Regions from separate parts of the Homo sapiens genome. Here region 2 is linked to region 1. The links are chromatin contacts, found by Hi-C in ENCODE. All regions are on one chromosome and are shown on one strand. Each heading gives the region's core, a stretch centred on a gene start or an enhancer-like site at or near the end of the contact. The rest is flanking DNA. Distances are from core to core; before and after follow the strand shown. Region 1 overlaps GAS7 (growth arrest specific 7). Region 2 holds the start of LINC02090 (long intergenic non-protein coding RNA 2090).

Region 1 (7,457 bases), core at 2,211-4,710:
TGTTCCTGTCGTTGTGGGGACGTAGTCAGTAGAGAATTCAAGTTCAGTTTTCTGGATTAAAAAAAAGAATCTCCAGAACCACTTTGTGGATGCTGCATGGTGACTTGATGTGTAGCCAGAGACAGTGTTTCTCAAAGTGTGCTGAGTTTCCAACTAAGGATCCGTGAGATAATTTTAGATCATGTGGAGATGACAGTTTTAAAGTTATATTTATTTTAGTGTGTAGTAGAAAGAAACCAAATCAAATCTGTGATTTCATAGATATTATTGCTTAGGGCCAGACTACATTTCAGTGGGATATAAGTCAGTTCGAAAAAAATATTGAGTAAATAATAGTGCGGCTGGTACACAGTGATGGATGGAACAAGGTGTCACAGTGGGATATGAATGACTGCAGGAAGGGGAAACCAAGCTGTGGGATCTCTTAGAATCAGGGCTGTTTGGAGGCCTTTTCAACTGGGTGCCGTTTCTGATATGTCCACTTGATACTTGGGAATTTTTTTTGAGATAGCGTCTCACTCTGTCGCCTAGGCTGGAGTGCAATGGCGCGATCTCAGCTCACTGCAATCTCTGTCTCCTGGGTTCAAGCAATTCTCCTGTCTCAGCCTGCTGAGTAGCTGGGATTACAGGCGACCACCACCACACTCAGCTAATTTTTATATTTTTAGTAGAGACGGGGTTTCACCATGTTGGCCAGGCTGGCCTTGAACTCCTGACTTCAGGTGATCCACCTGCCTCGGCCTCCCAAAATGCTGGGATTACAGGCGTGAGCCACCACACCCGGCCAATACTAGGAATCTTTTATGGGGTGGGACACATAGAAATTTTATAAGGGTCCTAGGACTCTACCATGATATGTACAAGAAACTGGCTGCAGTCACCTCACGGGAGCCCTCTGCCCAGCACAGCCCTTGGTCTGGAGCCAGCCACAGTCTATGGCCTGTCCTCTTTCTTGTTCTCTTCTTTAATGGCATCTTATCTAAAGATCTTGCTTCCCTTTGCATCCTATGCTCATAGGTCCTTGTGTGCCTGTGATCCAAGTCTACACCCATCACTCTTCCATATTTCTCTTTCCAAGATAAATGAGACACACCCTTTCTGTATTCAGCGAGCATTTTCTTTGGCATCTCACTTGGACACTTTTTTTTTTTTTTTTTTTTGAGATGGAGTCTCGCTCTGTCGCCCGGGCTGGAGTGCAGTGGCACGATCTCTGCTCACTGCCAAGATGAAGTGATTCTCCTGCCTCAGCCTCCCTAGTAGCTGGGATTACAGGTGCCCACCACCATGCCCAGCTAATTTTTTGTATTTTCAGTAGAGATGGAGTTTCACCATGTTAGCCAGGATGGTCTCCATCTCCTGACCTCATGATCCGCCCGCCTCGGCCTCCCAAAGTGCTGGGATTACAGGCGTGAGCCACCGCGCCTGGCCGGACACTCTTAACTACAGTTGACCCTCAGACAATGGATTTGAACTGCACAGATCTACTTATATGTGGATTCTTTTCAATTAATATATTGGAAAATATTTTTGGAGATTTGTGATAATTTGAAAAAAATTGAAGACAGACTACCTAGTCTAGAAATACCAAAAAAATTTAGAAAATGTTAGACATGCCGTGAATACATAAAATATATTCGATACTAGTTTATCATTTACTACCACAAAATACATACAAATCTACAGAAAGTTAAAATTTTTAAAATTTTACCCACACAAACACTCAGACTGTGTATGGCACCATTCATATTTAAGCAAAATGTAAACAAAGGCAAAGATGTAGTATTAATCATAACTGCATAAAACTAGCCATAGTATATACTGTAGTAACTTCATGGCCACCCCTAGTTGTTATTGCAGTGAGCTCAGGTGTTGAGAGCATCGGCTTGTCATGTGATGCTGATCAGCCCTGGATGAACAGTTCATCACTCCAGTAAATTGGGTATCGCAGTAAAATGTAAGCCCTCACTGTTCTATGTATTTTTCATCATGTTTAGTGCAATGCCATAAGCCTCGAATAACACCATGGGACCCATAGAGTGTGCCACTAGTGATGCTGAAAGCATTCCCCAGAAGCAGAGAAAAGTCCTGACATTACAAGAAAAAGTTCAATTGCTTGTCAGGTACCGTAGACTGACGTCTGCAGCTGCTGCTGCCACCATTTCAAAGGTTTCATCTTTTAAACAGATGATGTAAACTTATGGCATCAGTAAATACAGTACAGTACTGTAGGTGTATTTTCTCTTTCTTATGATTTTATTTATTTATTTAGAGACAGGGTCTCACTCTGTTGCCCAGGCTGGAGTGCAGTGGAGCAATCTTGGCTCACTACAGCCTCAACTTCCAGGGTTCAAGAATACTCTTGCCTCAGTCTGCCTAGTAGCTGGGTCTACAGGCATGCACCATGCCAGGTTAATTTATTTTTATTTTTTATCTTCACTTATTTTTGTAGAGATGGGCTCTCACTCACCAGACTGCCCAGGCTGGTCTCGAACTCCTGGGCTCAAGCCATCCTCCCACTTCAGCCTCCCAAGGTGTTGGGATTATAGGTGTGAGCTACTGTGCCCGGCCCCTTATGATTTTCTTAACATTTTATTTTTCTCTAGCTTACTTTAGGAATAAAGTCTGTAATATGGATAACATACAGAATACATGTTTATCAACTGTTTAGGTTATCGCTAAGGCTTCTAGTCAGCAGTAGGTTGTTAGTAGTTAACTTTTGAGGGAGTCAAAAGTTAGGTACAGATTTTCAACCACATGGGGAGATGGGGGTTAGCACCTCTAAACCCTCGTGTTGTTCAAGGGTCAGCTGTACTTATTTCTTCTTGTATCCCCCCTCTTCATTTGGTTTCTCTGCCTGATTCTCAGAACTCACATCGTTCATTCCCCATGTAGCCCCTGAGTGTTGAGCACTAGTCTGGTTAGAGGTGAAAAAGATGAAGACCTGGTTCTTGCCTTTGAAAGTCTTGGAGAGGGGCCCTGGGGGTGTTGCATGCACTAATGAAAGGCACAGGAGAGGGAGGGATTGGGCCTGAGGCATGCTGGGGGAGAATAATTCTTCTCCCACTGCTTAAGCAAGAGCATGCCCCAAGGTTCAGCTCAAGGTCCTTTCTTTCTCTGTGAACTCCTTGTCAGCCTGTAGGATCTCACCACCATCTCTGAGCAGATGCCTCCAGCTCCAGCTCCATGTGCCAAGGGCCAGACTCACCCCTACTCCCCACCGAACACTTTGAACTTGGATCCATGGTCAACAGACTCTACTGCATCCCCCTAAACTGGCTGTCACCATAGCCACATCTCTTCGAGTTACTGGTTCGAACTTCTGTCATTTCCTTCCGAATCAACTTCGCTGTCTCTCATTTCCTTATGTCCCGTCCTTTATCAAACCTTATTCTGCTTCGTACATCATGTTCCTCGGGCTCCAGTCAAGCCCTTGTTTTTTATCCCTGCTGTGAGGCAAGTTCTTTATCTTTTGGGAAGCCTCCCTGTACCATCCCAGCCAAGAGTGACCTCGCCCTCCTCTGGATTCTGAAAGCTCTTATTGTCTGCCAGCTTATCACATAGCATTTGGCACTGTTGAAGACTCCTTTGATACTTATTCCTTTTTTTTGCCCATGTTTGCGACTTAGCTTCCGAATTTTAGGAGTCAGGTCCTACATACAATACCTGCCTGCATCCCACACAGGATTCAGGAAAGGGTAGTTAGTAACTATTAGTTGGTTGATTGATCATGCAGACAGGGGGCCACGTATGGAGGAAGGGGGCGTCCCTGAGACCCTGTACCCTAGAGACTGCTTGGGCTGATGAATAATTTTTCCGTTCATGACTGTGAAGCAGTTACAAAAGTGAGTCATCACCCTACCCAGATGTGTTTTCTTATTAATTATCTTTTTTTTTTTTTTTTTTTTTTTGACGGAGTCTCGCTCTGTCACCCAGGCCGGAGTGCGGTGGCACTATCTCAGCTCACTGCAACCTCTGCCTCCCAGGTTCAAGTGATTCTACTGCCTCAGCTTCCCAAGTAGCTGGGACTACAGGCACGTGCCACCACGCCCAGCTAATTTTCGTATTTTTAATAGAGACAGGATTTCACAATATTGGCCAGGCTGGTTTTGAACTCGTGACCTCATGATCTGCCCGTCTTGGCTTCCCAACGTGCTAGGATTACAGGCATGAGCCACCGTGCTCGGCCTATTAATTATCATTTTAAGACAACCCAATTCATCCTACAGAGGACAAGGGCCTACAGCAAATAAGGCCTATTTTGGTTGACAGTTTTCAACTTGACTGAAACGAAAAAAATAATAAGAGGGTTGGTCTTATCTGATGCCGTTGAACTCAGGAAAACTCAGGTTGGTGGAAATATCATCAGTCTTTTTGCTTTGGGATCACGGATTCTCTGCTGTCTGCCGTTCGTGTGTGTGGCTTCATATGTAGCAACCTATCTATTTGCAGAGGCCACAAGGAGAGACCAGTAGCGTGTTTTTCACGGCCAACGCTAATCACTAAGGATGGTTAATAAAGGAAAACCAAAGTGACTTCTGGATTGAGATGCTAGGATGAACCCAAACAGTAAACCCTTAGAATGTATTCGTGAGTCTTCCATACTCTGAGAGATTAACTTTGGGGAATCCTAAAGAATTAAATGTCTGCAGGACTAGTGTGTTCTGCTGAGGTCAGGCCACAGCAGATCAGCCTCCTGGTTTGTAATGGCCCGGAAAGGTCCCTTGCCCTTGGCTGGGGGCCCTACTGGGATTTGCAATGACAGTGATTTCTGTGTGTTGCCTGGAGTGATGCATTGTTGTCTGTGATTGTATCTGTTCGTCTGTGTGATGCAATGTCAAAGTGGTGTCGGAGACGGCTGTTAATGTTTAACAGCATCAAAACTGTCCCCTCTTTGCTGTTACAAAACTGAGGAGTCACAGGCTATGAAAGCTTTCATGGCCATTTTAATTTCACAAACCTGTAAGGACTGAAGGTGAAGGTCTTGGCCATCTAGGTTCAAATGAAGTTTTGCTTTTACCTTCTTCTTTTTTTTTTTTTTTTTTAGGCAGTCTTGCTCTGTCACTCAGGCCGGAGTGCAGCTGCACGATCTTGGCTCACTGCAACCTCTGCCTCCTGAGTTCAAGCAATTCTCCTGTCTCAGCCTCCCTGGTAGCTGGGATTACAGGCGCACACCACCACGCCTGGCTAATTTTTGTATTTTTAGTAGAGGTGGGGTTTTGCCATGTTGGCCATGCTAGTCTCAAACTCCTGACCTCAGGTCATCCACCTGCCTCGGCCTCCCAAAGTGTTGGGATTACAGGTGTGAGCCACCGTGCCCGGCCCGCTTTTACCTTCTTATGGGTGAGAGCCCATCTCCAAGAACAGAAAAGTATCTTGGTCCTGTCTATTTCTGTAGCATGTCTGACCTCAAAAGCGAGTGTGTGGATTCGTCACCCGGCCTCTCCTCCCACACTGCAGAGAGAAGATGCAAATAACTCAGCTGCCGGTGGGGGACTCCCCACCGCTGGATGTGATGCTCTTGCCTCCTCTTCATGGCTGGTTTGGGACCATTTTGCAAGTGTAGGCTTGAGCATTGCCTTTCTCTTGTTTTTATGATGGGTGAGAGGGGGGAGAGAGAAAGAAGGTGGGGGGGATTCTATAGCCGGTTTCCTCCCTCTAGTTTCTCCCTCACATTTGACCTTTTTATACCCTGGTATCATGATGATTTCTACAAAGCACAGCCCTGATTGTGACTTCTCCCTGGCTCAGAATCCACTGATGGTTTCTTCTCCTTTATAGAATCGAAATTTCTTAGTTCTTGGTGTCCTCATGGCCTCCCATGATCTGATGCCATCCTTCACTACTATATTTCTCACCTCCCATGCCTCTTAAACTCTAATGAATGGATCCACCTGCTTTTCCCCCACAGCCTCTACCCACACGGTTTCTCTCTCACCTTGGCTCAGGCTGGCCCCATGGCCTAGAATATTGCCCCTGTGGCTTGTTCTTCTGACCCATCCTGCCCAATCTCTCGCAGGAGCCTCTGTTTTCCTCTGTTAAATGAGGGCGATCATAGAATTTTCCTTTTTGGTTTGTTAGAGGGATTAAGTGACATGAAACATGTGAAGCATAGAACAGCGCCTGGTCCAAAGTGAGTGCTCAGTACAAGATCCTCACAGCCACTCCTGCAGCAGATTGAAACCCAGCAATTAGAGAGGGAGGAAGAGTCCCCCCAGCAGCCACGTCAGTAACTTTAGGAAGGAAGAGATGGGCCCTGCTGTCAGGCATGTAAGAGAAAAGACCAGGAAGGTGGGATGCGGACACAGAAGGAATTGATATGTCCAAGGGAAAGGCACATTGTCACCCCCTCTGGGAGCCCCAGAGGGTGCCACACCCCTAAACGGAAAATCCCTCGATTGACATTAGGATGCTGGCTGTGTCACCTCGGTCTCCCCAAGATTGAACGCAAGACGAGCCATGGTGAGTGAGTCCTGCTATAGGTGGCCAGCCTCGTCGTCTTTATTTATTTATTTATTTTTGAGACAGGGTCTCACTCTGACGTCCAGGTTGGAGTGCAGTGGCATGATCTTGGCTCACTACAACCTCTGCCTCCCGGGTTCAAGTAATTCTCCTGCCTCAGCCTCCTGAGTAGCTGGGATTACAGGCGCCCGCCACCATGCCTAGCCAATTTTTTGTATTTTTAGTAGAGATGGGTTTTCGCCATGTTGGCCAGGCTGGTCTCGAACTCCTGACCTCAAATGATCCACCTACCTCAGCCTTCCAAAGTGTTGGGATTACAGACGTGAGCCACCGTCCCTGGTCCCACCCTCATCTTCTAGGTGGGCTTTCTCTTCACCATTGCCAAGAGGCTGGGGCAGCTTCCCTCTGGGTGTACATGGAGAGCCTGAGGTGGTGTATCTCATGAAGCGGCTTATGGGTCACAGGGTCTTTTGATCTAAACTATCTCTGTGGGTCTTGGGGGCTTTTTTTTTTTAATCATGGCAAAATATGCATGACATGAAATCCACCATCTCCATCAGTTTTAAATGTATAGTTCAGTGGCTTTGAGTATACCCACGTGTTTGTGCAGCCATCATCACCACCATTAATCTCCAGAATGCTTCCATCTTGCACCAGTGACACTCTGGACCCATTAAACACAAACTTCCCATCATTCCCTGCCCACAGCACCTGGTCACCTCCATTCTGCAACCTGTCGCTATTAATTTGACTTCTCTAGGTGCCTCATAGAAGTGAAGCAAATGGTATTTGTCCCTTTGTGTCTGGCTGTTGCACTGAGCATAATGTCCTTAAGGTCCATCCACATGGTTGCATATGTCAAAATTTCCTTCCAATTAGCCAGGCATGGTGGTGCGCACCTGTAGTCCCAGCTACTTGGGAGGCTGAAGCAGGAGAATCGCTTGAACCCAGGAGGCGGAGCTTGCAGTGAGCCGAGATTGCGCCACTGCACTCCAGCT
Region 2 (7,457 bases), core at 3,632-6,131, 6.9 Mb before region 1:
GGCCAAAAGGTGGAAACACCCTAAATGTGCACAGCTGATGAATGGATACACAAAATGTGTTCTATCCATAATGGAATATTATTCAGACATAAAAAGTGAGGAAATACTGATACGTGCTATGATGTGGATAAATCTATAAAAATATTATGCTAAGTGAAAGAAGCTAGACATAAAAGATTCCATATGGTATGATTCCATTTATATGGAATGGCCAGAATAGGTAAATCCAGAAAGACAGAAAGGAGATGAATGGCTTTCAGGGAACGAGGGGAGGAGGAAATGGGGGATGACTGCTTAATGTGTACGGGTGTCCTTTAAATGTGATGAACATGTTCTAGAATGGGATACTGCTGATGGTAGCACAACATTGTGAGTGTATTAAGCACCACTGAAATGTACACTTTAAAATAGTTAAAATGATGAATTTTATGTTATGTAAGTTTTACCTCAAAATTTTTTTTCTTTCTTTTTTTTTTTTAGATGGAGTCTTGCTCTCTCTTGCCCAGGCTGGAGTGCAGTGGTGAGATCTCGGCTCACTGCAACCTCCGCCTCCCAGGTTCAAGCAATTCTCCTGTCTCAGCCTCCCAAGTGGCTGGGACTACAGGCCCACACCACCATGCCCAGCTAATTTTTGTATTTTTAGTAAATAGAGTTTCACCATATTAGTCAGGCTGGTCTCGAACTGCTGATCTCAGGTGATCCACCCAGCTCGGCCTCCCAAAGTGTAGGGATTACAAGCATGAGACACTGCACCTGACCAATTTTTTTCTTTAAAATCGGGCCAGGTGCAGTGGCTCAGGCCTGTAATCTCAGCACTGTGGGAGGCTGAGGTAGGAGGACTGCTTGAGGCCAGGGGTTTGAGGCCAGCCTGTGCAACAAGCAAGACCTTATCTCTACAAAAGTTAAAAATGTAGCCGGGTATTGAGGTGCACATCTGTCGCTACTCAAGAGGCTGAGGCTGGAAGATCACTTGTGCCCAGGACATCAAGGTCGCAGTGAGCTGAGATTGCACTACTGCAATCCAGTCTGGGCAACAGAGCAGGACCCTGTATATATATATATAAAAAAAAAAAAAAATCAGAGCTGCCCTTGCCCTTGTGCTAATGGGCTCTCTCTCTATTACATCACCTACCTGGCTCCCAGGGCCACCTGAGTTTGAGACCCCTGCTCTAGATTCATGTTACCAAATCCCCTTCCAGAGAGTGTGTGTAGTCAGTGACACCACCACTCAGGATCCAGGAGAGAAACATTTTCACCAAACCCTGCTCAACACACTGACTCCCTCATTTCAGTGAGGAGGAGAGTGAGGTTCAGAGATGTTAAGTGAACTTGCTCCAGGTCACACAGCCAGTCAGGACAGTGTTGGGACTGGAGCCCAGCTCGTCTGATCCTGAGTCCAGTGACCTGTCCTCCTGCCACACGGGTTTCCTACAGCCGGGGAAACCAAAGCATAGGGCTGGGAGCCCCATTCGAGGGCTCTGACTCTCAGAAACCCATCATATCCCCTCTGAGGCCCTTGGCTGGCATGAATCCCAGCCAGGTAAGAGAAGAGGAGGTGTTCAGGCCCCTGAGCCTGGGAGCGGCTGCTGGGTGCCAGCTTTCTCCAGCATCGGTGGAGGGACAGCCGCCAGGGGGCGTCTGCTTAGGAAAATCACAGCGGGTTGCCGGCAGCATGGGCATGCGGGGCGCATGGAGCCTGTGGGCTGTGTCCGGGTGTGGGCGTGTGCGCAGGGGGTGTGTGTGTATGGGGTGTGCCTGTGGGGTGTGTGAATGTCTGTGTGGGGTGCCTGTGGGGTGTGTGTGTGTGGGGGGGGGAGTGTGCCTGTGGAGTATGTGAGTGTGTGTGGGGTGCCCGTGGGGTGTGTGAGTGTGTGGGGGGTGCCTGTGGGGTGTGTGGAGTGTGTGTTTGGGGGGTGTGCCTGTGGGGTGTATGAGTATGTGTGGGGTGTGCCTGTGGGGTGTGTGAGTGTGTGTGTGGTGCCTGTGGGGGGTGTGGGGTGTGTGAGTGTTTGGGGGCTGTGCCTATGGGGTGTGTTTGTGTGGGGGGCTGCCTGTGGGGTGTGTGGGGTGTGTGTTTGGGGGGTGTGCCTGTGGAGTATGTGAGTGTGTGTGGGGTGCCTGTGGGGTGTGTGGGGTGTGTGTTTGGGGGGTGTGCCTGTGGAGTATGTGAGTGTGTGGGGGGTGCCTGTGGGGTGTGTGGGGTGTGTGTGTTTGGGGGGTGTGCCTGTGGGGTGTGTGAGTGTGTGGAGAGTGTGCCTGTGGGGCGTGTGGGGTGTGCATGTAGGGTGTGTGTGAGTGTGTGTGAGAATCAGAGTGTGTGAGTGTGGTGCATGTGTGAATGTGTGTGGGGGTGTGTGTGTGTGTGTGTGAGTGTGCATATACCTGAGCTCTTTCGGCTAGAATGGGAGGCTTTCTGATGAGGTGATATTTGAGATATCTGACTGAAGCAGTGGGGGGCAGGGGGATGACCGGGGGCGTTGGGGAAGAGCATTCTGAGCAGAGGGAACAGCAGCTGCAAAGGCCGCAAGCAGGCCCTGCCTGATGTGTTTGGGGAACCTAGGCTGGGGTGGAGAGAGCCAGGGGGGAGGACAGAGAGGCAGTAGAGGCAGGGCAGGCAGGGCCTCCAGGCCAACAAAGGCTGGTGAGCTTTATTCTGAGCAATCCCTGTGCATTCCAACAGAGTTAACCCATAAACACTTCCCAGAGACTCCTGGAGCTTAGAGGAAGGACAGATGGCTTCAGGCTTGGGGCAGAGTGGAGGAGAGCAGCCAAGACAGGATGTAGTGTGATTGGGCTGGGAGGCAGGAGATGACATTGAGAGAGTGCCTCTGAGCAGGGAGGTTCCCTGAAGACCTTTCTGCAGCTGGGCACCCGCCCCTGGGCACCTGTCCCTGGATACCCTTCCCTGACATGTTGACCATGTTGACCAAAGTGAGATTGGGCTTCGCCCTCCTGGCAGCTCCATCACCATGGCCAGTTTTGGCTCAGTGCCTGTGATGGAACTTTCTGGGATGGTTGGAGGCGGTCTGCATCCATGCTGTCCAGAAGGCAGCCACAAAGCACAAGTGCACTGCTGAGCACCTGAAATGTACCTGATGGGGCTGAGAAGCAAGATTTTAAGTTTAAATCTCCACAAGACACTAGCAGCCACTTGTAGCATGCGAGCTGCATGAACGGATTCTGCCGCATGGCTCCTCCTTGGCTTTAGCCAGGTAGCACTCAGGTCAGCGCTACCCATCAGGGCCTTGCCTCATTGACTTCTGCCATGCCCAAAACCAGCTGTTTGGTCTGGGCCACACAGAGGCCCCACGGCTGACTCACCACACCCCTCATCCTGAGTGAGCGGTCAGCAGATCTTTCCTTTCCACTGAGAACGTGAGTTTCAGCGTGCACAGGAGTCTTGGTCTTGGCTGCCCAGTTAGTCACGTGGCCGCCCTAAACATCTGCTCCTCCTGTGCCAGGAGTGGAAGGAGCAGCTCAAAACCAAGCCCCATGCCACAGCAGGTGGGCCCACCTGAGATTAGCACCTCCCTTTCCACCAGGAGCCAAGAATACCCAGGTTGCTCATTTGAACCCATATGGTGAAGTTTCTCTCTCTCTCTTACTCTCTCGCTCTCGCTCTTGCTCTCTCTCTCTCTGTAATTTATTCTGTAATTTCGGTTTTCAAAAACAAAACCCTTCCATAGTACAAAGTTCTCAGACTGGGTGCTGTCTCCAGTGAGTTCCTTGTAAAACAAATACGTGTTGCTTGTGGTTGTACAAGTTGCACAGCTACGCCAGGAGGAAGTAGACAGCTGTGAACGAGCTGGGGCCACACCTGCTTTGTGGTGGGGCTGTCCCTTGCATCCTAGGATGGTTGGGAACATCCCTGGCCTCTACCCCCAGATGCCAGTAGCAATCCCTCCCACCCCCATCATTGAGACACCCCAGATGTCCCCAGCATGGCCACATGTCTCCTGACAGTGAAGGCAGAAGCACTTTGGTTGAGAACCGCTGGTGCAGAGCAGAAATGGCCTGATGAGAAGAGGGATGAGAGGCTGAGGTGCCTGCAGTCTCCCCTCTGTGTGTCTCCAATCCACTTTTGTGTTTTACATATGTAGGGAGGCATTATGAACAATGTCTAGTGCTATGTTGGGGTCCGTGTTTAAAATGTACTTACGTGCAGCTGTGCTCTGCCCTGCCTGTCCGCGCTCGTTGCTGTGTGGCTTGTGTCTTTGACCTGTTCTGTGATGCTCCATTACAAGAGCACATTGCATCACATTCATCCCTTTCCCGGTTACTATATCAGGCAGGACCTGGGCAGGAAACAGTGGTGCGGTCAACATGAAAAAGAGCTGAATGGACAGACTTTAGCAAAGCGTAGGCAGGGCTGACAAAAACAGTGCCACGTTGTCTTCCTGGGGTTCATGGTTTCAGATGCTGCTGCAGGGACTGTCTCTGCTCATGGCTCCTAGTGTCCATGTGCAGAAGCATCTCCAAAGGCCCTTGCAAGGGGACTCACTGGGGCCAGGTTATCCACAAACACCGTGATACTCAAAATCTAGTTTTACCCTAAGGAGGTAGGGGATGACTCTTTGGATCTAGAAGTGAAGGCACCTCCTAAGGGAATTTATCCTGAGTCACCTCCTCCTGGCAACTCACCCAAGGACTCCCCATGGGGCTTCCTCACACAGAGATATCCCCTACCATAGGAAAAAGACTCCTGGGTCCGGCCTCAGCTCCCTCTCGTTGGCTGTGCCTGTGTTTCTCACTCATCTGGCCAACCCACAGAAGTGGGTGGAGCCGGGTCTGTGCTGGGCTCTGGGGAGCATCTGACGAGTCACTGCAGAAGCAGCACTTTCTGCAGGAAGAACAGAAGTGTCTGCCTGTCTCTCACTTCCTTTTTGGGGCCTGGGAGGGTTGGCCTGTGAGTGGCCAGCTGCTATTTATGGGGCTCGACTGCTCTGTGTGAAACCCCAGTCTCTCTCGAGAGGGAAGAGTAGTGGGAAAGGGTGGTGCCAGGTGACATTGCCCCTGGTCTGGGGTACAATCAGCCCAGGTGCAGCGGTCACAACGTCAGAGTAGGGGGTGTAGCTCAGGGGTAGAGCATTTGACTGCACAACGTCAGAGTGAAACCCATCTAGGTCAGGATGGACGTGATGGGTTTCCTAACAAATCAACTCTGTGTTCCTTGTATTTGTAGACGCTCAGTGTATAGAGTGGGCTTTTAGTTGGGTGACCACATTCCAACCCCCCTGATTTGGACAGAAGGGGAAACTGAGGCCCACAGAGGCTAAGTGCCTAGTCTGAGGTCACATGCTGAGCTTGGGACATCAAGAGGACTAGAGTCCATAGTCTGGACTCTCATTCTAGTGCTCTGCCTTTTCATGGGGGTGGCAGGGTCACCCGTTTGGCGCAAAATTAAGCTGAGTTTCAAAGGCCACTGAGCATCTTCCCCAGCCCCAGCCATTCTCAGGGTCCTGGGAGGAGGACAACTGTCTCCTGTATTGTCTTGAACCCCTGGTGGATGGGCGGGGCAGGGGGTAGGAAGGGGCAGAGAAGGGGCTGTCCAGATGTGACACATCTGGAGTCTCCACATCTGCCCCAGGGGTGATGAACAGAGCTGCCCTCTCCCGCCTGTTCATGGTGGCCTTCGGTCATCTTTAGTTTTGTACCACCCGGGTTGCTTTTGGGTGTGCCTTGTGACCTGTTCTCGCTGGAATGAAATGGCCTGTGCATTCCTCCCTTCCTCCTCCTCCCTCTCCACCTCCCTCCCTCCCTCCTCCCCCATACGTGTACTGAGCCCATACTCTGTGCCCCTTGCCTTTGAGATGAATGGCCGGGGCTGTCCTAACTGAGGAGGCAAGATTTGGGCAAGCTTCCTGGGAGGCAAGCAGTCACCCAAGCACACATCTGGGCAGAGAGCATTCCAGGCAGCGGAACAGCACAGAGGGGAAGTTGTCAGCATTGGCCTGGTGTGAGCAGGGGAGAGTGGCAGAGGGCTCAGGGAGAGAAGGCCCAGGTTCAAGGCCCAGGGCCATTATAAAGATCCAGTGTTTAGTCAGAGCAGCTGGGGAGTGGCAGAGGTTCCTGGGCAGTGGAGGGCTCAGCTGTGGCTCAGGTGCTAACAGAGTACATGGCACCTGGGGGTGGGGGGGCCTCTGAGAAGGGGCTGGTAGGGGGTGGCTTGAAGCAGGCCTGAAGGTGGTAAGTGCTCAGATGATTTTGGTCATATTTTGAACGTAAAGCCAACAGTGTTTGCTAATGGATTGGTGGAAGGGAAGGAGACAGGGAGAGAAAGAGAAGTCAAGGATGACTCCGGGTACTTAGGGCCTGTCTTAGTTTTAGACCCAACCTCACAATTCTGGTGGGCATTGCCCTAATGGGGGCTATCCCTCTGTGGCATTCTTTGAATTCAAGGGGAGGCAGCCATACCCCCAAAGCTCTTGCACTCTGTGTGCCTGCAGAATTAGCAACACATGCATGCTGCCAAGGCTCACAGCTTGCACCCTTTGGAGCAGCAGCCCAAGCCACACCTGGGCCCATTTGAGCCACAGCTGGGGTGGCCAAGGAGCATCGTGCCAAAACACAAGGAGTAGAGACCCAAGGCAGCCAGCCCCTGGCCCATCCCCCCAAATCATTCTGCCCTCAAGCTCCAAGGGCCCTGGGCTTATGATGAGATGAGTCATCCAGATCTCTCAAATCCCTTCAGAGTCTTTCTCCCACTGTCTTGATGAACAGCACCTGGCTTCTTTCTAGCCATACTCATCTCCTTATCACATGGGCTCTTGGCCATACCCTTGGTATTTTCTCCTTAACACACCTTTTTATTCTTTATGCGGCCAGGCTGAGAATTTTCCAAATCTTTGTGTTCTGCTTCGCTTGTGGTTATACATTCCGTCTTTAAATCATTTGTCCTCTCGCATTTTACTATGAGCAGCTAAGAGAGGATGTACAGCATCCTGCACACTTTGCTGCTTAGAGGTTTTTTCTGCCACATATCTAGTTCATTAATTTTTCAATTTTTTTTTTGTTTTTTTGATACAGGGTCTCACTCTGTCACCCAGGCTGGAGTGCAGTGGCACGATCATAGCTCACTATAGCCTTGAACCCTTGTGTTCAAGTGATCCTCCTGCCTCAGCCTCCTGAGTAGCTGGGTCTACAGACATATGCCACCATGCCTGCTAATTTTTTAAAAATTTTGTAGAGACAGGGTCTTCTTATGTTGCCCAGGTTGGCCTTGAACTCCTAGCCTCAAATGATCCTCCTGTCATGGCCTCCCAAAGTGCTAGGATTACAGGCATGAGCCACTGTGCCTAGTCATAGTTCATCACTCTTAAGTTCTGCCTTCCATGAAGTCCTAGCACATGGACATAATTCAGCCCAGTTCTTTTCCACTCTGGAACAAGTATCACTTTCCCTCCTGTTTTTAATACCCTGTTCCTCATTTCCATCTGAGACCTCATCAGAATGGCCTG

Evidence for each region. Hi-C counts contacts between places; a loop is a spot of excess contacts on that map. Pooled maps may share reads with other maps.
Region 2: a map with no recorded cell type shows a loop between it and region 1 (9-fold over the local background). The contact joins the promoter of LINC02090 here to the enhancer-like site in region 1. A Hi-C loop is called at or near these places in 4 of 37 single-sample maps with no recorded cell type and 3 of 50 pooled maps.

What each region holds. Positions count from the first base shown.
Region 1 is chr17:10,038,744-10,046,200 of GRCh38, reverse strand. All of the region lies in intron 1 of GAS7 (growth arrest specific 7), which reads left to right. Among named protein-coding and RNA genes, the nearest start is that of RCVRN, 140 kb to the right of the region's middle. Within about 2 kb of position 3,460, at least 5 of the 41 ENCODE cell types and tissues checked have a DNase peak (open chromatin) inside an H3K27ac peak, as active enhancers do.
Region 2 is chr17:16,985,753-16,993,209 of GRCh38, reverse strand. LINC02090 (long intergenic non-protein coding RNA 2090) reads right to left here and starts at 4,881. Exons shown (of 3, transcript NR_146886.1): 1 at 4,687-4,881; 2 at 4,160-4,295; 3 at 3,034-3,101. RefSeq lists enhancers at 4,539-4,758, 5,391-6,221.